Linked DNA regions of Mus musculus: all the other regions are linked to region 2. Evidence: chromatin loops called from intact Hi-C (ENCODE). Cell type or tissue: left cerebral cortex. All regions are shown on one strand.

What was found. A loop is a pair of places that touch in the nucleus more often than their neighbours do. Peaks named below come from ENCODE experiments on the same cell type or tissue, not always from the same donor. Only the 100,000 strongest peaks of a DNase experiment are listed, where the experiment ranks them.
Region 1: a loop joins it to region 2, with 6 times the contacts of the local background. A loop is called at or near these places in 36 of 42 quality-filtered maps.
Region 3: it touches region 2 in a loop (5-fold over the local background); 20 of 42 quality-filtered maps call a loop at or near these places.
Region 4: a loop joins it to region 2, with 3 times the contacts of the local background. A loop is called at or near these places in 7 of 42 quality-filtered maps.

The regions. Positions count from the first base shown.
Region 1 is chr4:138,422,339-138,430,338 of GRCm38, forward strand. It overlaps the pseudogene Rpl38-ps1. Among named protein-coding and RNA genes, the nearest start is that of Mul1, 8.3 kb to the right of the region's middle. In left cerebral cortex, CTCF peaks have their summits at 4,557 (motif pointing left) and 7,653 (motif pointing left); DNase peaks (open chromatin) are centred at 4,570, 5,095 and 7,633; H3K4me3 peaks cover 505 bases; H3K27ac peaks cover 678 bases.
Region 2 is chr4:138,315,567-138,323,566 of GRCm38, forward strand. Pink1 (PTEN induced putative kinase 1) reads right to left here. Exons shown (of 8, transcript NM_026880.2): 2 at 5,172-5,456; 3 at 4,423-4,523; 4 at 2,330-2,512; 5 at 1,739-1,902; 6 at 438-565; 7 at 1-167. It overlaps Mir7019 (microRNA 7019), which reads right to left and starts at 634; the gene lies at 566-634. In left cerebral cortex, CTCF peaks have their summits at 399 (motif pointing left), 1,013 (motif pointing right), 3,131 (motif pointing left) and 4,148 (motif pointing right); DNase peaks (open chromatin) are centred at 3,113, 4,151 and 7,306; H3K27ac peaks cover 1,079 bases.
Region 3 is chr4:138,374,752-138,382,751 of GRCm38, forward strand. No RefSeq gene overlaps it. Among named protein-coding and RNA genes, the nearest start is that of Cda, 11 kb to the left of the region's middle. In left cerebral cortex, CTCF peaks have their summits at 4,575 (motif pointing left) and 7,901 (motif pointing right); DNase peaks (open chromatin) are centred at 2,957, 4,563, 5,726 and 7,909.
Region 4 is chr4:137,963,480-137,971,479 of GRCm38, forward strand. Ece1 (endothelin converting enzyme 1) reads left to right here. Exons shown (of 19, transcript NM_001369179.1): 19 at 1-1,749. Among named protein-coding and RNA genes, the nearest start is that of Eif4g3, 26 kb to the right of the region's middle. In left cerebral cortex, CTCF peaks have their summits at 925 (motif pointing right), 3,594 (motif pointing right) and 4,882 (motif pointing right); DNase peaks (open chromatin) are centred at 931 and 4,890.

The DNA.
Region 1 (8,000 bases), 110 kb after region 2:
CAGCTTGTAGGTTGTGTCCAGTACCGAGGGAAATCAGGACAGGAGTTCAAGGCAGGGTCCAGAAGGCAGGAACTGAAGTAGAAGCCATAGAGGAATGCTGCATATTATGCATACTGGCTGCTTTGTTTCCTTGTTTGTTCTGCTTTTTTTTTTTTTTTTTTTTTTTTGAGACAGGGTTTCTCTGTGTAGCCCTGCTGTCCTGGAAGTCACTCTGTAGACCAGGCTGGTCCCAAACTCACAGAGGTCCACCTGCCTCTTCCTCCCAAGTGCTGGCATTAAAGGCGTGCGACATCACTATCTGGCACGCAGCTGAGGCTTACATGCCCTGGAGTGGCTACACCACTGCAGTGAGCTGGATCCTCTACATCAATTATTAATTAGCAAAGTGCATCATGGGTATGACCTCAGTCCGATCTGATGGAGCAGTCTCCCAGCTGAGGTCCCCTCTTTACACATAAAGCAAGCTGATAACCAAGATTCGCCATCATAACTAGTTATTTCATTTTAATTATGTACACATGTGTGAACACGTGTGCACATTAGTACAGCCCTCAAGCTGGAGTTTAAGGCCTGATATAAGTGCTGGGAGCAGGATTCAGGTCTTTTAAAAGAGCAGTAAGCTCTTTAACCTCTGAGCCGTCTGTCTCCATTTACCTTTACCGAGTTGGGTCAAGTATAACAGTGGGATGAGAGTCTTAGGGAGCCGACTTAAGGAGGTGTTTATGTGAATGGGGCAGTGGGCGGCTGCTTAGACTTTCATCCTTGGCTTTTCACTGGTCTCCCCTTAGCCTTGACCTTGAGTTTCCATGACTTTGTACAGAATGGATTCTTGGCTAACATAAACTCTCTCTCTATTTGTAATCTCAGGCTGAAAACATCCTCTAAGCTCATCTATTGGCCAAGAGCCTAAATCGTCTGAGCATTTGTTAATCCTGAGAGTAAAGACCACTGTGGTGGTTTGAATACGCTTGGCCCAAGGAGTGGCACTATTAGGAGGTGTGCCTTGCTAGAGGAAGTGTGTCACTGTGGGGGTGGGCTTTAAGACCCTTGTCCTGGCTGCATGGAAGCCATTCTTCTCTTAGCTGTCTTTGGAACTAGAGGCAGAACTCTCAGCTCCTCCAGCACCACATCTGCCTATACAGTCTTGCTTCCTGCCTTGATGATAATGGACTGAACCTCTGAACCTGTAAGCCAGCCCCAATTAAATGTTGTCCTTTAAGAAGAGTTGCCTTGGTCATGGTGTCTGTTCACAGCAGTAAAACCCTAACTAAGACACCCACCAGTGCAACATGTTAAATTAAGCAAGCTTTGTTTTTTTGTCACACAGGGCTATCTCTCTAAAGCAGGACTTGAGAGAATACCATTGCATATAGGAAAAAGTAGGGTTTATATGGTTCAAAAACAGCAAGAGTAGGGGGTTCCCAAAGATTTTTGGTTATATAGGAACTTGCAGAACATCTCATCAGGGCAGAGGTTAGGGTATAGTGTTGGGGTAAGATTTTTGTACACAGTGTGATGGTGTGCCTCTGTTCTTCCGCACCTGCCTAAGGCATTCTCTGATTGGCTTTCATAAAGAGCTGACAGTCTATAGCTACACAGGAAGTTGAAGGCAGGACGTCTGGGCATAGATAGGGACTCTGGGAGAGAAGTCTCCAGCCAGATGTGGAGGAGTCAGGCATACCAGGATGGAATGAGAGGTAAGAGGCCTCGTGATGAGTGTGAATTACAATAAATGTGTTAAATAAGTTACAGGAGCTAGTTGGGAAATCGCCTAAGCTAAGGCCTAAACTTTCATAAATAAATATAAGTCTCTGTGTCATTATTTGGGACCTGGCGGGTCAGAGACAGTGGTATAGAACATGCCAAATTCTAGAAAATGGGTCAAGACATAGTCAGACAGGAATGAATTCATTTTGACCTTGTTTTTCTTTTATGAACATTGGTGTTTTGCTTACGCTTGTGTCTGTGTAAGGCTGTTGGATTCCTGGAACTGGAGCTACAGACAGTTGTGAGCTGACATGTGGGTGCTGGGAATTGAACTCAGGTCCTCTGGAAGAACATCCAGTGCTTTTAACTGCCGAGCCATCTCTCCAGCTCATTAATTTGACCTTGTACTCAGATAGCTTCTCACCTTAAGATGGAGTCAGGCTTGTCCATCAAGGTTTCAGTTGAATAGACAGTTGTGTCCTGTCTGCAAGTTTGTTTTGTCTGAGCTTAGATATGTAGTGGAGAAGGTGGGACTTTCCCCTTCCTCTAGCTGGGAGACGTGGGGCTCATAATATTGAAATGGCTATCCATCTTAAGGAAGCCACGGAAGGAGGCAGCTACCTCCATTTTCATTTGACAGATAAGAGACTGAGGCTTTGATACCACAGGCACAGGCAGGGTGGATCTCACCTGCGGTGACACCTGAGGAAGACACCCAGAGGCCTCAGGTGTCACTAAGATGAGAAAGTAAGTGGTGGAGAGATGGAAGAGAAAGAAAAACCAAAGGATGTGTGCACAATGAAGAAAAGTAGAACTGGAGATTTGACAGTAGTGAGGAACTGATGTGAGAAGCCTGGAATGCCACCTGAGGCTGTGGTGAGATCCAGGCCTGGGGCTGCCATTAAAGGCCATGTGTGGGTCCATGGCCTTGCAGCAGTGAGGGCCTGTCTTGATGTCGTCCGTGGCCCATGTTACTATCAAAGCCTATGCAGACATCTCTGGTCTGCACTGCTGCCTACGGCCTTGCTGACATCTGAGGGCTCTGCAGGTTGGCACCTGGGCAGCATGGGAAAGCTGGCTCCGAGGGCATAAGAGCAGGCGAGTTGGCCTTGCACTGTACCAGCGGTTGCATTTGGGAAAGCAGGCCCTGCACCTCGCCTGGGCAAATATCAGAGAGGAGTCCCAGTGAGGAGCCAGTAGCAGAAGCCAAAGGCCTCAAACTAGACCAATGATTCACTGCAATGAACATTTGCAAAAAAAGCTGTTTGGGCAAAAGGGTGTACTGTGTGACACATGGTGACACACGGCAGCTCCCAAAGTGAGTTATTTTTGTAGCTGTTGTTTTGTTTTGTTTGTGTTCTTTTGAGGCCAGGTTGCAAGGGCAGAGGGCAAATATGGAGGGATGGGGAGGTGAGTGGGGTTGGGGTGCAGGATGTGAAATTCACAAAGAATCAATAAAAACTTAGAGAGAGACAGACAGACAGACAGACAGACAGACTGACTGACTGACTGACTGAGGCTTAGCTGAGTATAGTGTAGCAGCCCCGTGATCCTAGAGCTTGGAAGATGAGGTGAGAGGACAAGAAATTCAAGGTCATCCTGACCTGAAGTGTGAGTTCAAAACCCATCTAGGGCTACAAGAGATCTTCTTTCACTAACCAGCCAAACTAAAGAAAGCCACGCTTTCCCTGTTTCTCTTCGGTTCTCGTCGCTGTGCGGACGCCAGAGCCGAGCCCGCGTCGCCATGCCTTGTAAAATTGAGGAGATCAAGGACTTTCTGCTGACAGCCCGGCGGAAGGATGCCAAGTCTGTCAAGATCAAGAAAAACAAGGATAATGTGAAGTTCAAGGTTCGCTGCAGCAGGTACCTTTACACCCTGGTTATCACAGACAAGGAAAAGGCAGAGAAGTTGAAGCAGTCCCTACCCCCGGGTTTGGCAGTGAAGGATCTGAAATGAACCAGCCCTCTGCGTGTGACTATTAAAAACCCTGAAAAGTCAAAAAAAAAAAAAAAAAAAAAAAAAAAAGAAAGCCACACCACCACCACTGCCACCACCGCCACCGCCACCTGTTAGGTTCAGGTAGATGACAGGCCTGGCCAGAGATGGCATGGCTGACCTAGCTCTCAGGCACCTGACTCCCACGCCTGACTTGAGTGAGCCACCCTTCCTTACCAACAGGTTGTAGATGTCTTCCTGTTGGCTACATGGCTCCTGTGGTTCCCGGGCGAGGGTAGGGGTAAAGGTCTTTTAAAGATACTGCCACAGAGCCTGCTGGTGAGCAGTGAGCTTGAGCCTTTCCTGGGCTCTCGAGGGACCATAATTCAGTCAGTGCCTTCCTGAAATTTCCCTTGTCCGGGCTGAGGTTGTGGCCCAGTTGATAGAGTGCTCACCATCTTGCAATAGGCTGGCGTTTGATTCCCCAGCATTATGGAAACCGGGAAGCGGCCCTGATGATGCACATCTCTGATCCCAGCACTTGAGAAGGGGAGGCAGGAGTCGCAGGAGACTGAAGTCATGTTCGGTGAAGTCATCATGGCACATCCTTGGCTTCGTAGTGATGAGGTTGAAGCAAGCTTAGGACACATGGGACCCTGCCTCAAACCGAACCGAACCAAACCGAACCAAACCGAACCGAACCAAACCAAACCAAACCAAACCAAACCAAACCAAACCAAACCAAACCAAACCAAACCAAACCAAACCAAACCAACCAACCTACCACGCAACCAACCAATACAAAACCAAAGTCTTTTTTTCCTTTCCTTCCTCACTTCCCTAGAGCCTGTCTCCCTCATGGGCACCAATCTTCTGTATCCCATGCTCCTGGTGCCCCCACGTGGCTGAAACTATCAACTGCAACAACCATTGGCCATTCCCCGTGACGTAAAATGACTGAAAGGCTTTTAGAGGGTGAGTTTATGCAAACAAATCATTTGCATTTTCCCTAGTGACGGACTGACCCGAGCCTCGATTTGAATCCAGGAATTTTGTCTTCGACACCAGCTCTCCAGATGGGCTGTGGTGATAAACATTTGAATACAAGCGATATGGTTCACAGATGGAAATGACTCAGTTGCCGGGTTGTTTCGGAGGCCAACGATATTAACTGAGTGGGATGTAGCTCAGTTGGCAGAGTGTCTGCCTCACAGGTGTGAAACCCTGGGTTAGCTCCCCGGCACCGCATAAACTGGACACAGTCCCTCACACCATGAGGTAGAGGCAAGGGGAATCGGGGGCTCAGGGCGATTCTCCACTGCACAGTAATTTCCGAGTGAATCTAGAACACATGAGACTCTGTCTCAGAAAGATACATAACACTACATTCTACTGAAGCATGTACGGTGGATAAGCCCTAAGTGATGTCTCCTGGCTGAGCCTTGGTGCCTGTATTTGTGAGCTGGGGATTAACATAGCCCTCGTTGCTTTGCTGGGGTGATGATGATAGCACGCACTGCTTCATGGGAAACCATGCCAGATCCAGCTGCCAAAGCTAACCACACCCTAAACTTGCACAACCTTTGAGAAAACATAGAGGAAATGTGTGTGAGTTGCCTATTGGTTTTGAGACAAGGTCTTACTATGTAGCCCTGGCTGGTCAGGAACTCCCGGTGTTAACTGGGCTGACCTCAACTCACCGGACGTCCACCTGCCTCTGCCTCTCCAGTGCTAGGATTAAAGACACACATCACCACATCCAGCTTGCTTCAGTGTGAGATGGTCTTGCTTTGTAATCCAGGACTGACCTCCCATCTCCCAAGCCTTGTCCTTACCTCCCTACTCTGGGACTCCAGAGTCTGTTTTCATGCCTGGCCATTTTTGTGATTTTAATGTAGACAAAAGTGTGTGTGTGTGTACTCTGTGTGTGTTTGTTGCATGTGAATGTATATGTGTTGTGTGTGTGTGTTGCATGTGTTAGCACTTTGTCTAGGCTCCACCCCACAGTTACCTGGCAACAGCCAGGTGTACCTGACTCACTACAAAAGGGGCTGCCTGTCCCTTTCCTCTCTTGCTCTTGCCTTTTTGCTCTTGCTCTGTCCTCTGGTCCCTTCCAATCTCCTCATTGCCCACCCCCATGTGCTCATGGCCAGCATCTACTCCTCCTCCCTCTCCCTCTCCCTCTCCCTCTCCCTCTCCCTCTCCCTCTCCCTCTCCCTCTCCCTCTCCCTCTCTCCCTTTCTCTGTCTCTCCTACCCTCTCAACTCCCCTTCCCTTGCCCTGAATAAACTCTATTCTACACTATACCATGGTGTGGCTGGTCCCTCAGGGGGAAGGGATGCCTCAGCAGGGGCCCAAAGAGGCGTCCCTCCCCCCACATGACTACACCTCCACCAGACATATTCCTTCTTTCTTTATTTTTATACAACACAACAGTATGTGTGTGTGTTGCATGTAATGTGAAAGTGTAAGAGTGTGTGTGCACTATATGTATGTGGTGTGTGTGTATGGTATGTCTGTATGTGGTGTGTGTTGCATGTATGTGTGTTTGTGTGTGTGCTATACATGTGCTGTATGTGTGTGGTATGTCTGTGTATGTGTGTAGTGTATATGTGGTGTGTGTGTGTATGTGGTGTATGTGTGTGGTATGTGTGTGTTGCATATAGTGTAAGAGAGTGTGTGCTGTATGTGTGTGTATGTGTGTAGTGTAGTATATGTGGTGTATGTGTGTGTGTGTGTGTGTGTGTGTGTGTGTGTGTGTGTGTGTGTGTGTGTGCGGTGTATGTGTGTATGTATGGTATATGCAGGTGACTGTGTGAGCATACACACCTGTGAGCTTCCACATGGAGGCCAAAGCAGGACACTGAGTGCCTTCTACTCCCTGCCTTACTGCTTTGAGACAAGGCCTCTCACTCTCCCCAGAAGTTTACTAGCCAGAGAGATCCCAGGGTTCCCCACTCTTCACCTGGCTTTTTATGTAGCTGCTGGGGATTTGAACTCAGGTCCTTGTGTTTGCAGAGCAAACACCTTTGTCTCCCAGACCACTCCTTTAACCCACAGGCAATGATTTTGTAGATGAGCCAATAAAAGCAGGACCCCTAAAGGGAAACCGGTTCTGCTGGACTTTATAAATCCTCGCAACTTCTGTTCTCCAAAGGAGAAGTCAAGCTGGAGACAGGAGGAAATGTCAGCAAGTCAAATATGTGATCTCATCAAGGGCTGCTATCAAGAATATATGAAGAACTCTTGGTAACCAGAAACCAGGGTTGGGGGTATGGCTCAGTGGTAGGGTGCTTGCTTAGCATGCACAAGGCCCTGGGTTCAATTCCCAGCACCACAAACAAATCAAAAGTAACAACAACGACGACGATACAGACAAAAGAAGCCAGGAATGGTGACATGAGCCTATAGCTCCAGTTACTCAGTGGGCAGGAAGATCACTAGAGGAGGAGTTGGTGGGTAGTGTGGGTAACATCCACCATACAAAACAAACAAGACAAACATAAGGGAAAGATTTCAACGGATGCTTCACCTGGTGGTAATTAGTGTTTAAGAAGGATGCTGATGTGGGCTCTAGGTGTTCCTCCGTGGATGTCTCTTCTTTTAGGAAGCCCCAAAGCCTGAGTCCTGTGAGCTCTATGGCAGTGCTGTCATTGGTAGGCCGTGTACCAACTCTGCAGCTTGTAAGTAGTGACTGCTTCCTTTCGGGGCTTGCACTGCAATGACCCTGCCCTGGAATCTTCTCGCTGTTTGCTTTGCTTTCACTTAATTGTTCCTCCACACATTTCCATCAAAGCTGAGCTCTGATCCCATGGTTAACTGACCCTAGCTGCCCATAGCATGTTAGTTTACTGCTCCTTTAAGCTTTTGTTCTTTTTTATTCTTTAGGAAAGAAATCTATGTGGGAGCTGGAGCCATGGCTCATCTCTTAAGAGCACTTACTGCTCATGTTAGGTCCACCACTATGTGGAACTCCAGTTCCAGGGTACCCGATGCCCTCTTCTGGCCTCCACAGGCATTGCACACAAATGGTGTAGCTAACATACAGGGATCCATAAAAAATAAATCCGTTTCATAGCACATTCCATTTTATGAACTCTGAGTTTTTTTTAATTGATTGTTAAAAGAAAAATGTCACTCTTGTGCCCTCTGAACCCCCTCTCTGTACTGGGAGAGAATACTGGGAGGGATACGTGCTCATTAAAACTATGCTTTGGACATGGTGGTGTGAGGTGGCTCAGTGGGTGAAGCTCCTGATATCTAAGCCTGCTGGTCTGAGTTCTATCCCAGAACCCACTAGGAGGAGAGAACTGACTCCCATGACCTCCACACATGCACCAGGGCATGCCGATGCCCC
Region 2 (8,000 bases):
TCAGGCAGCTGAGCTTCCTGGTAGCTGCGGCTCTCGAGGTGGGCACTGCCTTGGCCATAGAAGGGATTGGCAAGCCCAAAGATTTCATAGGCGATGGCCCCCACAGCCCAGGTATCGGCTTTGCTGTAGTCAATTACCGCACTGGGGCCAGAATGGGCTGTGGACACCTGCGGGAAGCAGAAAGAGAGGTCAGGCCCCACTGGGCCCATCTTTTGTGTTCATGCACAGCCTAAGCTGGGATCAAATCTGAACCCTGCATGTAAATGCATCACAGGGAGGCATGAAGCCGGGAGACATCTGCCACAGCCACCCATTGATGCAGACAGACCTCCCGGGGACCTCAGGCCAGCCCAGTGAAAGTGGGGGCAGTCGCTTATTGGGAACGTTTAGGAAATGCCCCCTGCTGGCAGGACACAAACACAGCAGGCAGGACTCACCTCAGGGGCCATCAGGGAGCCATTGCCACCACGCTCTACACTGGAGCTGTTGAAAGGCAGCCGCAGGCCAACATGCTGGTCAGCCAGGCAGCAGCCAAAGTCTGAGATCACTAGCCAGGGACAGCCATCTGCAGAGAGGCGGCCAAGGTGAGCGGTGCAGTCGGCCTGTACTCCTGACAGCCCCTCCCAGATCCCCTCCAGACGCTACCACCAAGGTAAGGATGAACTAGACTAGATACAGCTCAGAGACTTCATCCTTGGCAAAATGGTCCCCAAGGGTCTTTATATTCTAGGAGTCTTACATTTGAGTTTGTAATGCCAATAATCTAACAAATGGACCTTGGGAGAGAAAGGCTCCTGGAGTTCCTAAGAAAGCTTTCTAGTGACACATTTAATTATTTTAAGTTTAATTTTTAAAAAGATTTGTTTTGGGGTTGGGGATTTAGCTCAGTGGTAGAGCGCAAGGCCCTGGGTTCAGTTCCTCAGGTCTGGAAAAAAAAAGATCTGTTTTATTTTTATCTATGTGTGTTGGTGCCCGGAGAGGCCAGAAGAGGGCGCCAGATCTTCTGGAGCTGGAGTTAGAGGCAGCTGTGCGTTTCCACCTGGGTGCTGGGAACCAAACTCAGGCCATCCAGAAGAGAGGAGCACTTAAGCACGGAGCCATCTCTCCAGCCCGGCAATCCTCTAGAACATCCCAGGCAGGGCTTCTCATTGCATGCTCACTGCATGTTGCCAGTGATGGAGAAGCCAGGGGTTTGTGTGGGCAGCTTTCACTGAGCCACAATCTGGCTACCTCTCCTACCTCTCACTGGTTCAAAAACTACAGGACAGATGGTATTGTTCTGCAAGGGGGCCACAGAGAAGACCCCAGGAACTGTAAGAGGGCTGTTGCCTATCTTACCCATGAGATGGAGGGGAGTCCTCTCTTGAAGTAGAGCTAAAGAAGGCAGTACAGAATATTCAGAGGGCTGGGGAGATTGCTCAGTGGTTAGAGTAGTGAGGACCTACTTGGATCCCCACCACCCATGTCAAAGCTATAACCTCAGCACTAGGGTGATGGAGAGAGATCCCAGGGCCTTGGTGGGCAGCTAGCCTTACTGAAACAGTGAGCGCCAGGCTCAGTGAATGACCCTTTCTAAAAACATAAGGGAGAGAGAAGGAGACAGGGGCCAGGCCCCAACCTTTGGCCTCGACATGTGCATGTCACATGTACACACACACACTGCCCTCAGGGTCTCTAATGCCCCTTCTTGGAGCACTCTGGGTGTGTCCAGAGCACTGTGGCTCTGGCCAGCAGCTACCTGAGTCCCACTCCACAAGGATGTTGTCGGACTTGAGATCCCGATGGGCAATGCCCTGCTGAACCAGATGGTCCACGCCCTCCAGCAACTGCAAGGTCATCATGGTAGCCAGGCGAGAACTGGGAGTCTGCTCCTCAAGGTACTGGCGCAGGGTACAGGGGTAGCTGGCAGGAGGGGACAGAATGTCTGGGGATCACAATTTCCATGGCCTCCTTCCGTGCTAGGACTGGGCCTTTCCCCTTCTGGAGTTTCTCCTATCTTTATTCCCAGGCATCCTTTCAGATCTCATCCACCCTGACCCCAAATCTCAGAAGCCATGCCAGTGTCACTCCCCAACTCCTCAGCGCCGTCTCTGAAGTTAGCTGGCACTGAAAGAGGACGCCATAGAGGGAGGAGCTACCAAGGTGCCAAGCGCACATTCTGGAAGATGAGATGATCTATCATTCATTCTAACCCAGCTCTCTCCTACACGGCTCTCATTTCTGCGTGCTTTGTTCTTCCCTGTGCTCCAAGCACAGACCAGCTCCCATGGGACAGGAGAGGCTGCTGCACGATCCTTACCCCCGCCCCCACACAAGCACCACCACTTACTTCTTCATAACGAGGAACAGTGTGCGACCGTGGCCCAGGCCTTCTGGGTAGTAGTGTGGGGGCAGCATATCAGGATAGTCAGCCAGGGCCCCCGGCAGGAGGGGCACAGATGAGGTGAAGGCGCGGAAAACCCGGATGATGTTAGGGTGTGGGGCAAGCTGCTTGGGACCATCTCTGGATCTTCTGTTCAGGCAAATGGAACAGCAGATGGGGCCAGCATCAGAGACAAGTGCTGGGCAGACGAGCTAAGGCCACCACCTCAGGCACCCATTCAGGCAGAGTTGCCATATCCACTGCAGGTCTGCTCTCTTCCAGCTATTGCACCCCAACAGGGGTGACTTCTCCCATTCTAGCCCACCCTTTGGCCCATCTATCCATCTCACATGGTGGAACACAGTGGCTCAGAGACCCTGGCGACTGCCACACTCAGTCCTTGGGCAATGCTACTCATTCCCTCTGAGCTCAGGGCAGAGTGGGAAATACAGACTCAGCGATGCTCTGTACAAGGCGGTTGATACGCACAGAGCACTACAGTCGTGCTCAGCAGCACAGGGACTCAGCAAGGCTGATGCTCTGTTAGCATTTACTATGGTCACACAGAGAGCCAAGCATTAGCTACAATGCTGGAACTATGTATAGAGCAGAGTCGCCGCTTTGAGATCCAACACGAGAGTAATTCTTTTAGCTCTCTGAGGACAGGGACCCAGCCCAAGTCATCTCCCCCTTCACAGGGACTAGCATCCTCTTTCCCAAATGAGTCCCCAACACTGATGCAGTTCGCTGTAGTGCTGCCACCTGGTGGCCCTTGTTCACCCCTGCAGGATGCCCCACAGCCAGGGCCCCACAAAGCACTGTGGACAGGGTGGCTCTGCCTCTCTGCCAAAGCTGACTGGACCAAAAGTGGGCATTAGGAACCAAGGTCAGGGTGCTCATGGGTTCATCTGAGATCCTGATGGCTGCTGGGAAAAGGAACAGGCAGGTAGGTCACTTCTCTTAGGGGACACAGGGAAGGCGACTGGAAGCAAAGGCTTGCAGGACCAGAAGAGCCACAGAGAGGAGCACCAGTGCTAAGGGTGCAGAGGAGAGTGGAGGAGTCCCCAGTGATGAGCCAAGTTTGGGAGGATAACTGCCCTGTCCTGGGGCCTAGTTCATGTGTGTTCTTGTACTGCCCCTCTGTGTCACAGGAGTGGGTCCTTGCACTATGTAGCACTGTCCTTGCCCTGGGTGAATGGTGACACGGAGTGTCAGGACCTCAGCAGGAGGCTGGCAGCACCCTGGCAGGTGTCATAGTAGCTTCAAGGCAGTGTGGGGAGATGGGAGATTTGGTCCAAGTTAGGTCTGTCTGCAGTGTGCAGAGACTGCAGCCTGAGCAATGCAGAAAGTCAGAGCTCTGGCTTCTGAGGAAGACGGGGTGAGCTTTCGGGAGTGGGGAGGGTACAGACAGGCAAGGGCGAGACCTGAGGTGGGAGAGGCAGCAAGGAGCAGAGTCCGAGGTTTCCGGACAGAGGCCAAGTGGGCATGCATGAGCCATGAGTCGTCTGGGGGGGGGGGTGTCTCTGGAGACCCAGCAGAATTTCAGCTAGTACCCTTGGCACAGGCACCAGAGGTAGAATACAGAACCAATTGTCAACCAGAGAAACCTGGAAAAATCGAATAGACACATAGGACCGAAGCCAGGCAGCTAAGAAAGTCATAGAAATAAGTAGAAGGGTTAGGGCTACGGGAGTTTGCACTTCAGGCTCTCAGCCACTGTCAATAGTGTTCCCGCCCGTGGAGACAGTACATGTGAACCACTAGGTGGCGCCTCAGTCACAAAGGCTTACCACTAGGTGGCGCTACACCCACACACTGCTTTGCCAGAATTAGGACAATGCCTAGCCTTCTGAACTGGGCCTCTTTGGCTGGTGTTTACTCCTGCACCCATGGGAATCAGCCACCAGCATCATTATTAGCCGGTGTGACACAAGTTTAACTTATCCACAAATCAAAAATTCTTACAGGACATCACGCGATAACTGTGCAGCGTAGTAGTGCTGGGGAGACGTTTATTCTCAAAGAGCACGTGATTGCTCGGTGGGCAAAGGAGTGCTCACCTGTAAGTAACTGCTCCATACTCTCCAGCCAAAGCCACGCGGCTTGCCGGGACCAGCTCCTGGCTCATTTTGCTTAAGATGGCTTCGCTGGAGGAACCTGCCTGAAACACAGCCACAGGGCACGTGTGATTAAACAGACCTGTGGGATCTGAACCAAGACGATGGCAACCTAGATCTGGCTTTGACCATCGAGGTGAGATAAACACCTCTAACGTGGCAAGCCCAAACCATCTACTCCCCGAAACCGGCGGAAGGTACCACTTAGAGAACGCTTGCTATACCTCGAACTCTTGGTAGTTAAGTGGCCCTGGGAATGAACAGAGGCCAAGATTTCAGAGCCCTTGATGCTTGCCACCAGGGATGTCTTCTGTCACCACCAGCTCAAAACTGACCACAGAGAGGGGACAGACAGCTTTGGATCATGCTGGGGTATAGAGAAGACCATGGCTCCTCCCTGGCCAGAGAAGCCAGTCATGGAAGGAGGAGTGAACGGTTTTATGGCTGACCTCAGATGAACTAAGCGTCAGCTCAGAAACCGGTGGTTTAGGCAGTTGCTGCTCAGAGTAGTTCACAGAACAGAAGCCTGGGCGGCACCATCAGAACTTGCGAAAAAATCAGACGCTCACATAAGACAGGAGAAGCCTAACCCCATAGGCTTTCTTGTGGAAAGCCTGTGAAAGTCTCCCCCAGTCCCCAAAGACAATCTCTTTGAGACGTGCCTGCTCAGAAGGAGGACAGTCCATCCTTACCGAGATATTCCACATCATCTTGATGGCAAAGGGAAAGGTGGGAGTCCCTGGAGCCTGCTCCCCGTCTGCTCCCTTCAGGACGACATCCGGGCCCTTTCCTATAAGGCCAAGGTGTTTGGCCTTTTCCAGGTGCTGGGGCAGCGTGGGCATGGTGGCTTCATACACAGCGGCATTGCAACCCTTGCCAATGGCTTGCCCTATCAGATAATCCTCCAGACGGAAGCCCTGCCAGCATCGAGTGTCCAGTGGGTCAGACACGCGCTTGGTTTTCTGTGTAAAAATTGCCTGTGAGGGAAAAGAATGTAGTTATCTGGAGGTGGAGGGCGGGGAATGGGGGGGAGGGGAGGGGCCACCTACATAGCAAACACAAGAGTGGGGAGGCACATTGATACAGGGTTCTCATGCAGCCTGCTTCTGCTTCATTGCCTAAGACAGTCTTTCTCACCTTTCTCTCTCTCTCTCTCTCTCTCTCTCTCTCTCTCTCTCTCTCTCTCTCTCTCTCTTTGAGGGAGGGTAAGTTGTTTGAGACAGGGTTTCTCAGTCTAGCCCTGGCTGTCCTGGAACTCACTCTGTAAACCAGGCTAGCCTTGAACTTAGAAATCCACCTGCCTCTACCTCCCAAGTGCTGGGATTAAAGGAGTGTGCCACCATGCCTGGCCTGAGACCTTGTCTTTAACAACTAAACAAAACAAGACAAGTAACTTGTATGGGCACTTTTTTCTTGCCATTATTCTATGAACAGTCACATGGCATTTGTTCCAGTCTGTGTAATGCCACGTTGGGCACTGTGAGTGATATACTAACAACTGACAGCTCACAGGAATATGGACGGGTCCATACAGTACTGTCATCTTATTAACCTGGTTCCTATGTATTTGGCTATCTGACTGAACAGGACCTAGAACCCATCCCCTGTGGTCACTAGGGGACAGCTGTGGCTTGCCCTGGAGCTATGCCAGGCTGGGCTGTGCACGCCTACACTTGTTGGTTTCTGGGGTCCTCGAGCCCTACCTACGCTAGGCAAGTACTGTCACTGAGCTATGCCCCTGCCCTGCATATCTGGGCTTGCTCTGCAGTTCCCTCTTCCTGAGTCCCTTCCCGATCTCTCCCCCAGGCCCCCATCTGCGTTCTTGCTGTGCCTGGCAAAACCCTATTGACTCAAGCCCAGACTGGGTCACCCTTCCTCCAGGACCAGCCCTGGGGACCAGCCTGTCACACACGCCTTCTGTGGTTCCTAAGGCACTGGGTCCCTAGAAGCTACTATATTTTAAACCAAAGCTTCTAACTGTTTAATACAATGGAAATGGGTGTGCCCTTGCCCATAGCTTTACAAACCCAAATCCCGAGGGGTGGGAGAGATATTTGCAGAGTGATCCCCATCAACCAGGGTTTTGAGCACAAGATACCATACTGCGGTAGCACATTCCACACTGCATCACTGCATGGTCCACACTTAACTGCAACCACACTTGCATGTGTATATGCACATGTGTGTGGGCATGTGTGTATCCATGTGTATGCATGCGTGCACACCTGTGCATCAGTGTGCAGCCTCCTACAATCTCACTTCATGTGGTCTCATGTGATGACCACCCAGTCAAGACACAGGGCTGCTCCGTAGCCACAGCTCCTTGGTTCCTCCAACCTCTGTACCACCACAGTGCCATCCTCAGATGACCCATATTAAGAGTTAGACATGGAATCGTGCAGCGTGCAGCTTTCTAAGCCCCAGTTTCTACATTTAGCCTGCTGCCCAAGGTACATTCAGGTCCCAATCTGCATGTCTAGCTGGTTGCTTGCTAACTGCGGAGGGAGACTTCATCATGGACATACAAACCATGGCTTATGTTACTGTCTCTTCACTCACGGGTGGATGTTTTTGTTCCGGGGTATTATGAACAATGTTGCTACCATCATCAATATACTACACTAAATAGATTTATATTTAAATTGTAATTTTTCTTTTCTTTTGAGACAGAGTCTCCCTACATCTATATCTGGCTTGCTCTGTAGACCAGGCTCTCCTCAGACTCTGTGATCTGCCTGCCTCTGCCTCCCACAAGTGTTCAGACTAGAGATATGGTCCAACATGCCTAGCACATATTGTCAAATATGTCTGACATACATTTGAATACTTCTGCAGTGTTAGGAACGATCATGTTGCTAAGCAACCACTATCATCATTCCAGCTCTGCAAAACTATAAGGCTCTGTGCCTACTATAGAACGATATTCCATTCTTCCCCTCTCTGTCCGGGCATGCAGAGAAGCCTGGCTCTTAGAACTAGAGCCGTACACTGTCTTTAAGATTCATCCATGTGTAGCAGGTGCCAGAATTCCTTTTCAAAGGCTAGATAATACCCTCTATTGTATCTACTCCGTTTATCCATTCATGCACTGAAGGACATGGGTGGGGTGGGGTGGGGTGGGTCACTTCACCCCCTGGCTATAGTCAGTAAGTAGCCTTGAGCTTCAGTGCAGAAAGGTCTGTATACGATTTCCATTATGCCAAATATTCATACAGAAGTGGAATTACCAGGGAGAATGAGTCTATTGTTAATCTTCAGAGGTTAGGGTTACTGTTTTCCATAGAAACTGCAGCACACAGGGTTTTGTGTGACTGTTTCTGTTTCCCCCCAGTAGATGCTGACAACTTCAACGACAGGCTGGTGTGGTAAACACCTATTTAATTTTGTATTATGTTCCATTGGCAACACCACCAGGAGTGAGTGCTCTGTTTCCCCACCTCATGGTGTCGGCTATTGTTCTTACAATAGGTTAGCTATTCTGGGAAGTGTGAATGGATAGCTCATCTATTTTCCATGCACAC
Region 3 (8,000 bases), 59 kb after region 2:
GTAGACAAATACTACTGAAGGCTGTAAACTAAAACAGAAAAAAGGAAACAGCAGATTTTTAATGGGACATACAGTAATTTATGGGAAATCAGCCAGAGATGTTAGGAAAGTACATAGCGCAGTGTGCAGGAAGCCCTTGGTCAACTTCCTTAGTCAGTTTCCACAGAAATGAATGGGATGTGACTGACATGTCCATCAGAACAGCACAGAGAAAGAAACCGGGTAAATGTCCCATCACTGGGAGCCTGGCACTAAGGAGGCAGAGGCAAGCAGATCTCTGTGAGTTCAAGACCAGCCTGATCTACATAGTGAGCCAAGTCCAGGCCAGCCTGGGGTACATGTGAGACTCTGTCTAAATATAACAATAAAACAAGGGCTAGCTGGAGTGCTGGAGAGATGGCTCAGCAGTTAAGAGCACTGAATGCTCTTTCAGAGGTCCTGAGTTCAATTCCCAGCAACCCCATGGTGCCTCACAACCATCTGTAGTGAGATCCAATGCCCTCTGCTGGTGCGCCTAAAAACAGCTACAGTGTACTCATCTTTTAAAAAAATGTAGGAATAGAGCCAATCGGTGTAGTGCAAGTTTGCAATACTAGCAGGTGAGAGGCTGAGGTAAATTGACTACATGGTGAGAACTTCGGGGGGTGGGGTGGTTTATTGGGCTATTAGAAGTTTCTATTCCTCCTGAGTCAGCTCAGTTAACCAGTTGAAGGGGACTTTTTTTTGTTCCTGGTACTTGGAAGTTCAAGACTGGCCTGGTCTACACAGTGACTTTAAGGCCAGCTATGGCTACACAGTGAGACCTTATTTAATACATGCACAACGCAAACAAACACACAAATGCACACACACGCGCGCGCACACACACACACACACACACACACAGGAGAGAGTCATATTTGTGCCTAACTGATCCGTCAGGTTCTGGGAAAGGTTTGCTAAACTCTGACTACAGCTTTTTGGTTTTGTGTGTGTGTGTGTGTGTGTGTGTGTGTGTGTGTGTGTGTGTGTGTGTGTGTGTGTGTGTGTGTTTCGAGACAGGGTTTCTCTGTATAGCTCTGGCTGTCCTGGAACTCACTCTGTAGACCAGGCTGGCCTGGAACTCAGAAATCCACCTGCCTCTGCCTCCCCAGTGCTGGGATTAAAGGCGTGCGCCGCTGCCGCCACTCCTGGCCCTGACTACAGCTTTAATTCATACATATTTTAATGTTGCTTTACATCTTTTGCTGCTATAAGGGGCATTATTTAGTGATTATTATATCTTATTAATTTTTTTCTTTTAAAAATATGTATTTCTCTATTTGTTATCCTAAAAAAAGAAAAAGAAAGGAAGGAAGGAGGAAAGAAAGAAAGAAAGAAAGAAAGAAAGAAAGAAAGAAAGAAAGAAAGAAAGAAAGAAAGAAAGAAAGAAAGAGAAAGAAAGAAAGAAAGAAAGAAAGAAAGAAAGAAAGAAAGAAAGAAAGAGATGGTTCGTTGAAACCAGGAGCTTGCTGATCGAATAATCTGAGTTTGATTCTCAGGACCCATGTGGTAGAAGGAGAAAATTAATTCTCATAATTTGTCCTTTTATCTTCACATGCACACCATGCTATGTGCTCATCCCCTCCAAGTAAATAAATAAATGTAACAAAAATTTAAAGTATTAAAATTGCTACTCCTGCCTCCCTCAATGTTGATGTTAATAGTGTAAAACTGTCTTTATTTAGGGCTCATCAGCCTTCATAACGCCCTACCCCTTTGGTTGTCTTGTGAAACCTAGGGAAACATCTTGAAAATGCTGAAATGTATTGAAATAATTACTAGAATAATTAAAATATTTGTGATATCAGTGTATATAATTTGTTTTAAACAGGGTCTCATTATATATTCTGGCTGGCCTGGAAGAAACTATGTAGACAAGCTGGCCCTGAACTTACAGAGATCCATTTACCTCTGCCTCTGAAGTGCTGGGCTGAAAGGCTTATACCACCATACCCCAGCGAGTATGCATACATTCTAATTAATGCACCAAATAGCACAATCCAGAAATAGGCTTATTAGTTATTGTGACCTTGAAGGAGCAGTCAAAGTAAAAAATATTTATCAGTCAATAAGTTAATACCTGTAATAAAGTGATATGGAAACAGAATTTATATTGGGGTCAAAGTCACTGGAGCTGATAATTATCCTCATTTATTGCTCGCATTTATAAAATGGTAAGGTTAAATGTTTATTAGCAGCTCGTGAAATTTTCTTTCCAAATTCATAGATTCCGTAGGCCCCAAGATAACAAAGCTTGTTCTTATTTTTAGACTTTTGGTCCTTTTAAAGCAGATTCTGCTCCAAGTGGCATTATCACTGCCTAAAAATAAAAACAACCCACCCAGCACTGGGGAGGAGGAGGCCGGCAGATCTCTGAGCTCTGAGTTCTAGGCCCGCCTCATGTACAAAGTGAGTTCTAGGCCTGACAGGGTTATGCAATGAGAGCTTGTTTCAAAACAAACAAGGCAGATAGGGAGAGATGCTTCCGTGTTTAGGAGCATCAGCTGCTCTCACAGAGGAGCAAGGTTCGATTCCCTGCACCCACATGGAGTTCACAACCATCTCTAACTCCAGTTCCATGTGATCAAACTTTTCTGGCTTATATAGGCAGTAGGTATGAATAAGGTGCACAGTCACATGCAGGCAAATCCTGATACACACAAAAGAATCTGTCATATCATATTATATTGTACATGCTAGACAAATGTTCTACCATTCTTTCGTTGTCATGTCTGAGCCAGGGTCTCACTAAATTGATCAGGCTACCCTTGAACTCAGTCTGTAGTCCAGGCAGACGTCAAACTCACAATCCTCCTGCCTCAGCCTCCTGAGTATCTGGATTCCAGGCTTGTGCCTGGCAGCCTACTTCTGGTAGCATTAACTTTTCTGCAGTATTTTGAGAGCTTGTCTTGAAGCTATTATAACCAAAGCGAGTGGAGCAGAAGTAAATCCTGGGGTGGAATCCCAGTAAACCCTGGAACGGATGCTGTAGATCCAGGATACTATAAACTCTGGAGTAGAGCTGCCGGAAACCTCAGAGTGGAACTGCCCGAAACCCCAGAGTGAAGAACTCCCCTCTAAGGGCTGCTTGATTGTAATAAACAGTTATTCCCTTCAATCAAGCACACAGATTTGAGAAGAACAAACACGGGGCCACAAGGGAAGAAAGAAACACCAGCTTAGCAAGCCAGAGGAGTTGAACCTACCTTGTGGTGGTTTGAATATGCTTGACCCAGGGCCTGGCACTATTAGGAGGTGTGGCCACTATGGGGGTGGGCTTTGAGACCCTCCTTAGCCATGTGGGAGTCAGTCTTCTGTTTGCCTTTGGAACAAGGTGTAGAACTCTCAGCTCCTCCAGCACCATGGCTGCCTGGATGCTGCCATGCTTCCACCTTGACAATACTGGACTGAACCTCTGAACCTGTAAGTCAGCCCCAATTTAATGCTGTTCTTAGAAGAGTTGCCTTGATCATGGTGTCTCCCTAAGACACACCTGGTGACCTATGAGATGGAGGATGTTGTGGCTAGATTACCCTTGTATCCAGTTATTGCTACACTTTGTATTTATTCTCTGATATATGATTTATTCTAAGTGTTAGTATTGGTTTGACTTACCTTTGAGAAAGCTCCAAATAAATGGTTTGGATATTGGTTTTTGTTTGGTTGTTTGGTTGTTTGGTTGTTTGGTTGGTTGGTTGGTTTTTCGCGACAGGGTTTCTCTGTGTAACCCTGGCTATCCTGGAACTCACTTCATAGACCGGGCTAGCCTTGATCTCAGAAATCCGCCTGCCTCTGCCTCCCAAGTGCTGGGATTAAAGGTGTGTGCCACCACAGATCAGCTATTTTGTTTGTTTGTTTATATATTTAGTTATTTATTATAAGGTCTTCTGTGTAACTCAGGCTTGCCTCAAACCTGCAACAATCCTCCTGCCTCTGCCTCTAGTGTCCAAGGATTAAAGGTCACTTTATGCCCAGGTTGGTTCATATCAAATGCAATCTTATTTCTCTTTCCATCTCGTCCAGCATTGTCTTCAGGGACTCGGGTCCCACATTTTTGTGCCTTCCATTTTCAAATTTGTCTTAGAGTTGGTGAGATGGCTCAGGGGGTAAAGGCACTTAGTATCAAGTTTAATGTCCTGAGTTCCAGCCCTGGAACCCACATGGGTGAACGAGAGCAGCCTTCCTCAACAGACTGTCCTTTAACTTCCCAAATGTGCACCATGGCACATCATCCTTAAGATGGCTACCGAAGTGTTAGTCTTCACAGACCCTTTCTGAGGAGCAGGGAGGAAACGTGGGGGAATGAAAGGAAGGATGGACCCTCGTTCATGTTTTATTGTCCAGAATCTAATAAGCTTTCATCTAATAGCAAGGAAGGTTGTCTTTGAGCTGAGTATGCAGATGGCCTGAATAAAATGGCGGCTCTCTTCCTGAGGTGACCTGCAGTTATTGTCTAACCTTAGTCTTCCCACCATAGCTAAGCGCCCATCTGCCAAGAACAGTGACTCAGCCTTCATGGTAGCAGGTCCTGAGAGGGCCAGACTGCCATCTGGTGGCCTGCTGGCCACACTGGAAACTGTCATTTGTGGAAGTTGCCCAGATTAATCGCCTGTGGGAGCAGACATTTATCCTGGCTCTGCCAGGGATCCCAGGGAGATTAACAAATATCCCGCATCATGGTGGTCCAGACAGCATCACCTCTGAATGGAAGCTCCTTCCCCCACTTTTCTAGCAAAAACAAAAATGTGAGCGTGTGATGTGCTGGTCATACCGCTGCATATTCTCACCAGAGTCCCCTGTTTTATGCGTTAGTGACATGAGCTACTGAGGCTTTGTTCGTGCCAGCGCTAAGAGACAAACAAATGTATCCGGAATGAAGAATTTGGCGTATGCTGCAGCCAGAACCCAGTGCAGTGAGATATTGCTTTTCCATAATTCATCGCTCAGGGAACACAGAGCTTTGTTCTCCAGGATGATGGCCTTCATTGTCAATTTCCCACAACCTAGACTCCCTGGAGAAGTGAGTCCGTGGCACATAGTCTAGCTCAGGTTGTCCTGTGGGCATGCACATGAGGAATTTCTTCTTAACTGGGGTAGTGGAGATGGGGAGACCCATCCATCAGTGGACTGCATATTCTGTGTTTGGGGGCTTGGACTGGACAGGCACAGAGAAGAGATGAGGAGCAAGCATTCACGCCTTTATGTCTCCACTCTTGACTGACGTGACCAGCTGCTTCGGTTCCTGCTGCCGAGACTTTCCCACAGTGATGGACTGTAACTGGGAATAGCGAGCTGAATAGCCCCTGTCTCTGCTGACTTGCTTCTTGGCCTGGTATTTTATCACAGGGACAGAGATGGGAATGGGGCACTCCCCTTCTCAAGACCATGGCCTCTGCTTCTTTAGAGGTCCTAGTAGACTAAATAAATAAATAAATAAATAAACCCTACATTTCCATCAGAGTACCCCCAAAGAGCCACTGGTCTGGAAGTTGAGACTCAGACCTGGCAATTGCGTATTCCTTATGCTTGGTTGAGCAGAGGGAGGGGGTGGGGGATAGCTCCGGGATGAGTTCTAGGTTGGCATAGCAACCAACTCTTCCAGATGAAAACACAGAAAAACCTGCCTCTGGACACTCTGAAACTCCCCGAGTGCCATCACCTTCCTTGGCTACTTGTAAAAATTAATAGGGGGTGACATCCCCTCAGCATGGCTGGCTCATGCCTGCCTCGGCTCCCTCCTGAGTCGAGTGCAGATGATCGATCCAGGATGGCAAACCTCAGATTGTGCAGGTGGCGTGCTGAAGGCCAAGGCCACGGAGGGGGAGTGGAGGGAAGGTTGTTTGCTGCAAGGCAAGCACTGCCAACGCTTCCTGACTTGTCACGCTCAGATTTCTTCTTGCTAGTGCTAACCTTGGTTACAGTCTCTCTTCTCTCTCTCTCTCTCTCTCTCTCTCTCTCTCTCTCTCTCTCTCTCTCTCTCTCTCTCTCTCTCTCTCTCTCTCTCTGATGAGGAGGTGTTTCCTGGCTGTCCTGGAACTCACTATGTAAGCCATAGTGGCTTCTAACTCACATATCTGCCTGCCTCTGCTTCCCAAGGGCTAGGATTAAAGGTGTGCACCACAGATGAATGCGGTTCTCATTAGATTGACGCGCAGTTACCTTGGCTCTGGCGACACCACTTTGTGATGCTTTCATGGAGATCTAGGAAGAAATAGTGGGGTGGAAATGGAGGTTGTGATGAGTGGGCTGCAAGCAGATACCAGACAATCCTGCTCAGTCCCGTCATGCTCCATCCCGTCCTCCCCACCCTCCTACACCCCCACTCCCGCCATCATGGCTCCTTGTGTTCTAGACACTCAAGGGCTGGAGAAGGCCCTTCCAGGTACCCAGGTAACTAGGACTTCTGCCTCAATGTGGCTTCTGTTCAGAAGAGCAGATGATTCAGAAAGGGACTTGAGCGTCAGTCAGGGAGAGGTGCACTGTGGCAGATGTGATCTGGTTCCTCTGTGGCAGCTACAGAGAGATGTCCCCTGGTGCCAGGTCGGTCCTGGCTTCTCAGTGCTGGGAAGGACCGTGGTGAATTCATGTCCTGGCAGCTGTTCAGAGCAGGGAGGTTCTGGAGTTGGTGGCAGTGGTGGCAGCTCTCCTGGCTGGCTGGTTCTGCAGTGGAATCTAGAGGTGTTCCTGGTAACTCAGCATCAGCCCACCTCTTAGCTTTTGCCTCTTAGCTTTTCCCATGCGTCTACAGCCAACCTCATTACAGTGATGCACGGGAGCCTCTGCACCTGCTGGGTGGACGGGGGTCTGCATCAGGGCTCTGAGCTGGGTGGAGAGGGGTCTGCATCAGGGCTCTGAGCTGGGTGGAGAGGGGTCTGCATCAGGGCTCTGAGCTGGGTGGAGAGGGGTCTGCATCAGGGCTCTGAGCTGGGTAGACGGGGGTCTGTGGCAGGGACCTGTTCTTTAGCTTCGCTTCACTCTCATCTTGTCTTTTTCTACTTTTTTTTTAATTAAATGGACATCTTTTCTTTAAATTACTTAAAAATTGATCATTTTTCTGGGCCAGTAAGATGGCTTGGCAGGCACACGCATTTGTCTCAAAAAAATCTGGTATCCTGAGCTTCGATCCCTAGAACCTCTGTGGAGTTGGAACGAGGGAACCAACTCCATAAAGCTAGTAGGCAGCCTCTTGCAGGCAGCCTCCTCCCCTGGTTCCAGGGCTTGGGTAGTAAGACTGGCTTGCTCTACTACTGTCAGAGATTCCCCAGCACCAGGAATTCATGTAGATCAAGAATTGTACATAGACACAAATTATAAATAGTATATATATATTCACATATATATGTGTATTATGTTATAGATTATATTATAATATGGGATATATAATATATAATATTATGTGTACATATTCGTATATATTACATATGATTAAAAACACACAAACACAAACAATGAAAGCTATTTCTTTGTATTCTTCTAACATTACCCATAATTATTATATTTCACATTTATGATAGTTTCTCTAGCTATTTCTATTCTCTCTCTCTCTCTCTTTATTATTGAGATGTGTTCTCATGTAAGACCGGATGGACTCGAGCTTCTTATCTAGTTGAAGTTGGCCTGGAAAAATTTTAAAAAGATTTTATTTATTAACTTATTTTTATTTTGAGTTAGTACCTCACTATGCCTACCTAAGCTGCCTGGAACTCACTATGTAATCAAGGCTGGCTTCAAACTTACAGAGATCTGCCTGTCTCTGCCTCCTGAAGGCTAGAATGAAAGGTATGGACCACCGTGCGTGACTTGGTTTTTTTTAATCTTACGCATATGAAGAATGTTTTGCCTGCATGTCTGTGCATCATTTGTGTGTAGTGCCCTTGGAGGCCAGAAGAGGGCATCAGAGGCCCCGGAACTGTAGTAATGGGTGGGTGCAGGGGACCAGGTTGCTGCTTGGAATTGACCCTGGGTCCTCTGGAAGAGCA
Region 4 (8,000 bases), 350 kb before region 2:
AGCGAGCACTACTTTAGCCCATTGCTGGTGTAATTACTTCTATAGTCACCGGTGCAGTCAGGAGATGTAGGGGCCCAGGCAGAGGGGGTGAGCAGCTGAAGGGCCTGGTTATGGGCGTGACCTTCTCAGCTTACCTGTCCTGTCGCTGGAGTCCAACCATGGGAAGCCCAACAAGGATGGGTTGATACCCAAGTGATAGTTGAGGCAGCACAAAGGCAGAGTAATGACCTTCATATCACGTGGCACCCGAACACTCTAGACTAGAACATAGGAGCCTGTTGGAGCTGAGAACCCACACCCCACCAGATGCACCCTGTTGTCCAAAGATGTCTTTTTTTTTTTTTTTTTTTTGGTCCCACCTCTTCTGGCCCTGAGACCCGTTGCCTCTCTGTAGCAATTCTGACATCCTGAAGTGGTCAGCTTCACTGATCCTCTGTGCAGAGGGAAAGGGGAAAAAAAACTCAGCCCAGTTCTCCCTCCAAGCTCTGTAGCCTGTAGTTGCCCTGGCCTGGCTCCTGGGACCCCCTTCTCTAGTGCCTTACCCCAGGCTGCAGACCCTGAGCCCCACTAGGAGGCAGCATTTGGCTTGCTTTCCCAGTGGAGCCCCCAAGTGTCCTGACTAGAAGCCAACACCATAGCCCCATTCCCAGAAGCCCCAGGGTACCACCCCAACCTGCCTACAGGACAGCCATTCCAGATAGACGTCCAGTGTCAGGAGCTGCTGACCTCTCAGGCTTTCAGCCACCCGTGGCACGCACATTGAATCAATTCAGTCCTTGTAGATAGAGGGATTCCCCTCACCCCCTCCCCCTCTCTGTTTTTTTGGAGGTGGATGCTGTAGCCAGAGCAGGCCAAGACTGGAATGTTCCCAGCCCCATTGGGCTCCAGGGAATGGCAGAAAGTCATCCACCCACAGCATCACGTAGTAGATATGTGGGCTCCCACTAGGTGGCGCTCACCGCAGTTCTCATGACTCCTGCAGGGAGCAAGCTCTTGTGATATGTGTGGGAGAAGCCTAGTAGTGCCCATTACAGCCCCTGGCAGGCCATGCTCCCACACCACACAGCACGGCGTGCGCTCACACACACACACACACACACACACACACACACACACACACACACACACACACACACACACACCTGGAAGCCGGAGTCCTCCTTGACCAAGACGCAGAGACAATATGGTCTCGGCCCCGCTTGCTAGGATGGGAACTACAAGCAGGCACCTGGCAAGGTTCTTGGTCCCTGTAAACACATTCGAGGTCTCGGCTCTTCGGGGGAAAGGTAACATAAGAAGGCAGGAAGGTGCTGGAGCCGTGCCCTGCCACACAAAGGGGGACCTTCTGGGTCTGGATCATCTGCCCTTTCTATCCCGTCGCCTTGCCTCTCCATAGAGTGGCAGTCCTGGATACTGGTATCTAGAAGCGGGGTCCTGAACTGGGTTCAGCCATATGGACATTGCTCAGGGTGTGCAGGGAGCCAAGGCAGGAAGACGCAGACTGGTTAGGGATGGATGGGCACAAAAGCAGAACCCCAAGCCCCGCCCCTCCAGAGATTTGAGAAGGGCGGTAGCGGGAAGGGCATCTGCCCTCAGAAAGACCCCTTCTCTCAAGCCCGGAGTTTCCCTGCAGGCACAAGGACATGGGGTTTGGAGCTGGGGACTCTTATTTTTTTGTATTATTGTGTTTTGTGCTACTGTAGTTTTGGTGTGGCACTATTATAATTAAAATAAAGTACTTATACCAAGAGCAGTGTGTCTGTGTGTCTGTCCTTGGAGGATGTGTGTCCTGGATCATGGGAGGGACCCTGGACAGCACAAAGCTACCAATTCTTTCAGAAGTCTAAGACCCTGAGGAGTAACAGGTTATTGCTGCCTGTGCCACCCCCCACCCCCAGCCATTCCTTCCAGGAGGTGCTTTGTACGTACTCCTTGCTGGTGAGAACAGTGTCCTCCTCCCCCCACGCACACACATGCAAATACCCACGAGCACACATGCACCCTCACATATGCACACGCGCGCACACGCACACACACACACACACACACACTGAGAAAATCGGGTTTCCATTGTCTTAGAGCAAAGGACTTTCCAGTCCCAGATGCTTGATTAGAGTTTCCAAAAACAAAACAAAACAAAAACAAAAAACAAAGCCTGGTGTGGATTGTTATTTGTATTTCCTGCGCCCTCAAGAGGGGTGTCCCAATGAGGAGGAGATCACTCGGGTGATGTCAGGTGAAATCTTAATTGGTCAAAGAAGGCTAGAGCCTGTGTCTGGGCAATGGAAGGAAAAGGCACAGCTGAAAGTTTTAGAGAAGGGAGAGAAGGAGGAGGAGAAGGGAGAGGAGGAGGAGGAGAAGGGAGAGGAGGAGGAGGAGAAGGGAGAGGAGGAGGAGGAGAAGGGAGAGAAGAGAGGGAGGATGAAGGGAGAAGATGGAGGAAGAAGAGGGTGAAGGTGGAGCAGACCCAACGTGGTCTGGAGGAGCCACAAGTAGCTAGGGATTTCATAGATGGATAATAGAGCAGTGTAGGGTATTTTTGCCCAATCTAGGTATGCAGCTTGTATTTATATTAACTGAGTTGTGTATTCTTTGCACAGGTATTTTGGGGCTGGAGATTTATCATTATAAATCTGGCTGGTATAATCTAAGTCTCTAGTGTTTTCATTTCCTGGGCCTAAGGGGAGCTGAGTGAGCGGTAGCTGGCATTCTCAGGGTACCCACCTCCTCTGGCTATCTTCTACACAGTCTCCATTTACAGTGTTCTCCCTGGGCATCTATCTCTGCCTCATAAACTCCTACCCATCCTTCAAGGTCCCACACAGCATCACCTTCTCTAGGAAGCCCTTCCTCGCCTCCTAGTCCACAAAGATGTCTCTTTCTGACTAGGGTGTGTCTGTTTGCTAGTGCTGTGACAGACACCACAAACTCAAACTCGATGCCTAACATGACCGAAATCTGTTATCTCATTGTTCTCAAGGTTCAAAGGCCAAGATCCAAGTGTTGACAGGGTTGGCTCTTCCTCTGGCTGTCGTGGGAGGGAGGGTGTTAGTGCTCCAGGCCTCTCTCCTGGCTCCGTGACGTCACACCCATGCACACACAGGATGGACTTCTGTGTATACTCCATGCACACACACTAGCTACTGCCCACCCCTTCCCCAAGAAGGGACATCTCCTGTCAGTTTCCTGCTGTACCCCCAGGCCCTGGCCTGCAGACGACGGTACTCCTAACAGACCCTCTTCCTAGCAACCAAGAGTACTGACAGTTCTCATCGCCCTGAGTCCCCACTGCTCTTCTCTTCCCTCCTTTTCATAAACAGTCCATCTGTGCCAAGTCAGTAATGCCCCTCTCCCGATGCAAAACCTGAGCCTCCTGCCTGGCTGTTCAGGGTTTTCCCTTGCAGCTGAGGACTGTGGAGAGAACAGAGCTGCGTCAAGAACAACTGGAAAAATGTAAGTGATCTGAAATCCTTAACTGTGTGAGCCAAAGAGCTAGGCAGAGGCATTCCGTGGGAAGGAGAAGGTCTTTTGTTTGTTTGTTTTTAAAGATTTATTTATTATATGTAAGTACACTGTAGCTGTCTTCAGACACCAGAAGAGGGCATCGGACCCCATTGCAGATGGTTGTGAGCCACCATGTGGTTGCTGGGAATTGAACTCAGGACCTCTGGAAGAACAGTCAGTGCTCTTAACCACGGAGCCATCTCTCCAGCCCGGGAAGGAGAAGTTAAGGAAGTCTTTAAATGCCTCACAGACCTCACTTCAGAAATGGCCCAAGGACAAATAACTTCAGAAGACAACTGTGCTTCAGTGAAGATGAGAATCCGTGCAGAGACATGTTCTACCCATGCACAGAAAGGTCCGTGCTATAAATGCTTGTAATTCCACTGTACTCACAACCCAGATCCCAACATCACTGTCTGTGGATGGGTGTGGTGCAGGGCATCTCCTCCCTGTCGTGCATTACAGCCACCAAGATACATTGTTACAGCCACAATGGTTACACTGTTACAGCCACCATGGTTACATTGTTACAGCCACCATGGTTACATTGTTATCTTAAGCAGAATGCATTAAGCTGATTGCTGTTAATGAGAAGATGCACAGCAGTACCCAAGACTATTTTCATTTTTGTTTTGTTTTGTTCTGTGTCTTTAAGACGGAATTTCATGTAGCCCAGGCTGGTCTTGAACTTTCGGTGTAGCCGAGGATAACCCTAAACTTCTGATCCTCCTGCCTCCACCTCCCAAGAGTGGAGATTACAGGTGTGCACCACCACATCGAGTTTATGGTGTGCAGGGGATGGAACCTAGGACCCTCATGCTGAAATGTGTGTCCCCTGTCCCTCCCAGGTGAGCATGTCATGTGATGCCTAAGACAGGTAACTATGTCACACCTGAGACAGTGGTACCAAGTAAGGAAGTGCAGTTTGATCATGTGATGAATGTGTATCTGGGAGAGAAGCTACACATGGTACACACATGCACGCAGGCACTCACATGGAGTCATAAATTAAAACAAAATAAATCTTAAAAACAAACAAAATAAAGACCAAACATGGTGGTATAGGCCTTTAAGGAGGTGTTAGGCGTTTTGTTTAGAGGCAAGGTCTCATATAGCCATGGCTGCCTGGAACTTTATTATATAGACCAGGCTGACCTCAAGCCCCAGAGATCCATCTGCCTCTGTCCCGGAGCCAGAGACTAATAGGGCACAACCCATAGCTGACCTAGTACGGAAGCATGACACACCTGGGGTATCAAGGAGCCCATGCCTAGGCTCCCATCATTTCCATGTATTTGCCCAGAACCTGGGTACATCCCTGGTTCTACAAAGGGCGTGGGCTGGCTCAAGCAGTTTCACATGGCAGTGTTACGTTACGACCACTAGGTGGCACCAGAACACAAGGGACTCAGCCCTGGATCCACATCCTGTCGCTTGATCTCCTGAGGCCAAAGAGCCCAGAGTTCTTCAGGTGAGAGAGCTGCTGGGGCTGACAAGACCCACCCCCTAGTCCTTAGACATTAGAAGGCAAACAGACCGTTAAGAAATCCTGAACTGGCCGGGTGTGGTGGCGCTCGCCTTTAATCCCAGCACTTGGGAGGCAGAGGCAGGTGGATTTCTGAGTTTGAGGCCAGCCTGCTCTACAAAGTGAGTTCCAGGATAGCCAGAGCTACACAGAGAAACCCTGTCTCAAATAGATAGATAGATAGATAGATAGATAGATAGATAGATAGATAGATAGATAGATAGATAGATAGATAGATAGATAGATAGATAGATAGATTAAAACAAAAAGCAAAAAAAAAAAAAAAACGGTTAAGAGCACTGACAGCTTTTCCAAAGGTCCTGAGTTCAAACCCCAGCAACCACATGGTGGCTCACAACCATCTGCCATGAGATCTGATGCCCTCTTCTGGTGTGTCTGAAGACAGCTACAGTGTACTTACATATAATAAATAAATAAATCTTTTTAAAAAAATAAGAGCACATGTTCTTCCTCCTCAGGCTCCTGGGCTCTCTCTATGTAGTCCAGGCTGCCCTGGAACTCACTATATAGCCCAGACTGCCCTCAATTTTGTGGTGACCTTTCTGTTTCTACCTTTCCAGTGCTCAGATGGCAGGCAACACCATAATGGCTTTTTACTTATTTTTTTTTTATTTTGTTTCGTTTTTTGAGTCAGGGTCTCATATATCCCAAGCTAGCCTTGAACTTAATATGTAACCAAGAATGGTCTTGAATTTCTGATTCTCCTGACTCCACCTACTGAGTAGTAGACATATATATGTGTGTGTATATATATATGTATATATAGATATACATATATTGTACATATAAATATATGTATAACATAATAAACAATATATTAAATGTTTAAATATTTATATTCATTTAAAATGAATTCATTTAAAATGTTTATGTATTATACCACCTTGATTTTATCTATTTTCTTGGTTGTCTGTTTCTTAGGGTTACTATTGCTGTGATGTAACACTTTGACCAAAGCGACTGGGGAGGCAAGGGCTTTTTTGGTTTATGCTTTCACATCACTGCTCATCAATGAAGGAAGTCAGGACTGGCACTGAAGCAGGGAGGAGCCTGGAGGCAGGAGCTGATGCAGAGGCCGTGGAAGGATGCTGCTCACTGGCTTGCTCTGCATGGCTTGTGCAGCCTGTTTTCTTTTCTTTTTTTGGGGGGGGGTGTTTTTTGTTTGTTTGCTTGTTTTTTTCAAGACAGGGTTTCTCTGTGTAGCCCTGGTTGATCTGGAACTCACTTTGTAGACTAGGCTGGCCTGGAACTCAGAGATCCACCTGCCTCTGCCTCCCGAGGGCTGGGATTAAAGGCAGGTGCCAGACACCACTTATAGCCCCCATTTTAAAAATAGAACCTCTTGCCAGGCAGTGGTGGTGCCCACCTTTAGTCCCAGCCCTTGGGAGGCAGAGTCAGGTGGATTTCTGAGTTTGGGTCCAGCCTGGTCTACAGAGTGAGTTCCAGGACAGACAGGGCTATACAGAAAATCACACACACACACACACACACACACAGCTCATTATGTGTCCCTTGATTTCCCTATTTAGCATAAGCAGGCCTTGAACTCACAATCCTCCTGCCTCAGGTCCCTACCCAATTAGTGCTGGGATTACAGATGTTTCCACACCTAGCAATTTCCTCCTCCTCACAAGCTTCAGCTCTTTCATCAGAAAACAAAAAACAAAAACAAAAACAAAAACAAAACCCCACCACCAGCAAAAAGCAGGTTAGATGTGACTAGACACCAGCAGGAACTCTTTCTAGCCCGGACTGGCAGGATGCCTCTCTCTCTCTCTCTCTCTCTCTCTCTCTCTCTCTCTCTCTGTTTCTGTCTCTCTTTGAGACAAGGTTTCTCTGTGCAGCCCTGATTGTCCTGGAATTCGATCTGTAGACCAGGCTGGCCTCGAACTCAGAAATCCGCCTGCCTCTGCCTCCCTAGTGCCAGGATTAAAGGCTTGCCCCACGACGACACAGGGCTTTCTTTTTCTTCTTTATCCATCATTTATTCATTCTTTCAACAGTGATGTATCGCTTTATTCCAGGTGCAGGAAACAAGCCAGACATACAGCAAAGCAGGTGTCAGTCCCAGGGAGGCGAGCCTGTTTATTCAAAAGCCACCTTCTTCTTTCCCTCCAGTCATCAATCCTTGCAGGTTATTTCACATTTAGAATAGGGGGAACTTATGCCAAGAGTTTATTTCTGTGCATCTCTGGGTGGCTATGTACACACACACACACACACACACACACACACAGACAGACACACATTTATATATAACATTGGCAGCGGCGTTGTCATGGGAACCAGCTTTTGGTATCTCTGGGCATGTGAGTGGGGGAGCTTTTATGGAGCACCCCCTGCATGCACTTTTGTGTGACGTGAAATCCTGCCGGGAGAGTGCCCTCCCACCCCCCCACCCCGAGAGCTTTTGACAGCCCCTTTGATCTGCGCTGTGTATTTTCCTCATTGACCTTGTCAGACGTGAGTGAATGGGGGCTGAGTGTGGAGCTCAGTGGCTGGCGGACAAGATCCTCTGGGACATTTGCCAATCCAGTGGCACGACACTTGGGCTTTCCCTCCTTTGAAGTGCTGCGGGTTGGAGGAAGATGGGACTGAAAAGACACAAGACAGCCAAGGGTTGTATTCTCAGAAATAATAGCCACACTGGCCACTTTGAATGTGGCGTGCAGTGGCGGCTTGGGGAAGGGGGTGAGTGCTAGCCAGAGGTGAGGAGGGAAACTGCTATTCCCGAGCGCTGGCAGTAGGTCTGGTCCCAGAGTGAAGCCTGTCAGTACTGTGAGATGGATATTGTTGTTCTCAATGGGGACCTGGGATGTGAAGAAGAGGGGCCAGATAGGTAGGCAGGGACAAAGCTGAGATTTGAACCCATGTCCTGAGCTCTGGCTCTGCACATTGTTCTCTCTTTATTGTTGTTGCAACTGGACACCATAGACTGGGCTATTTATTA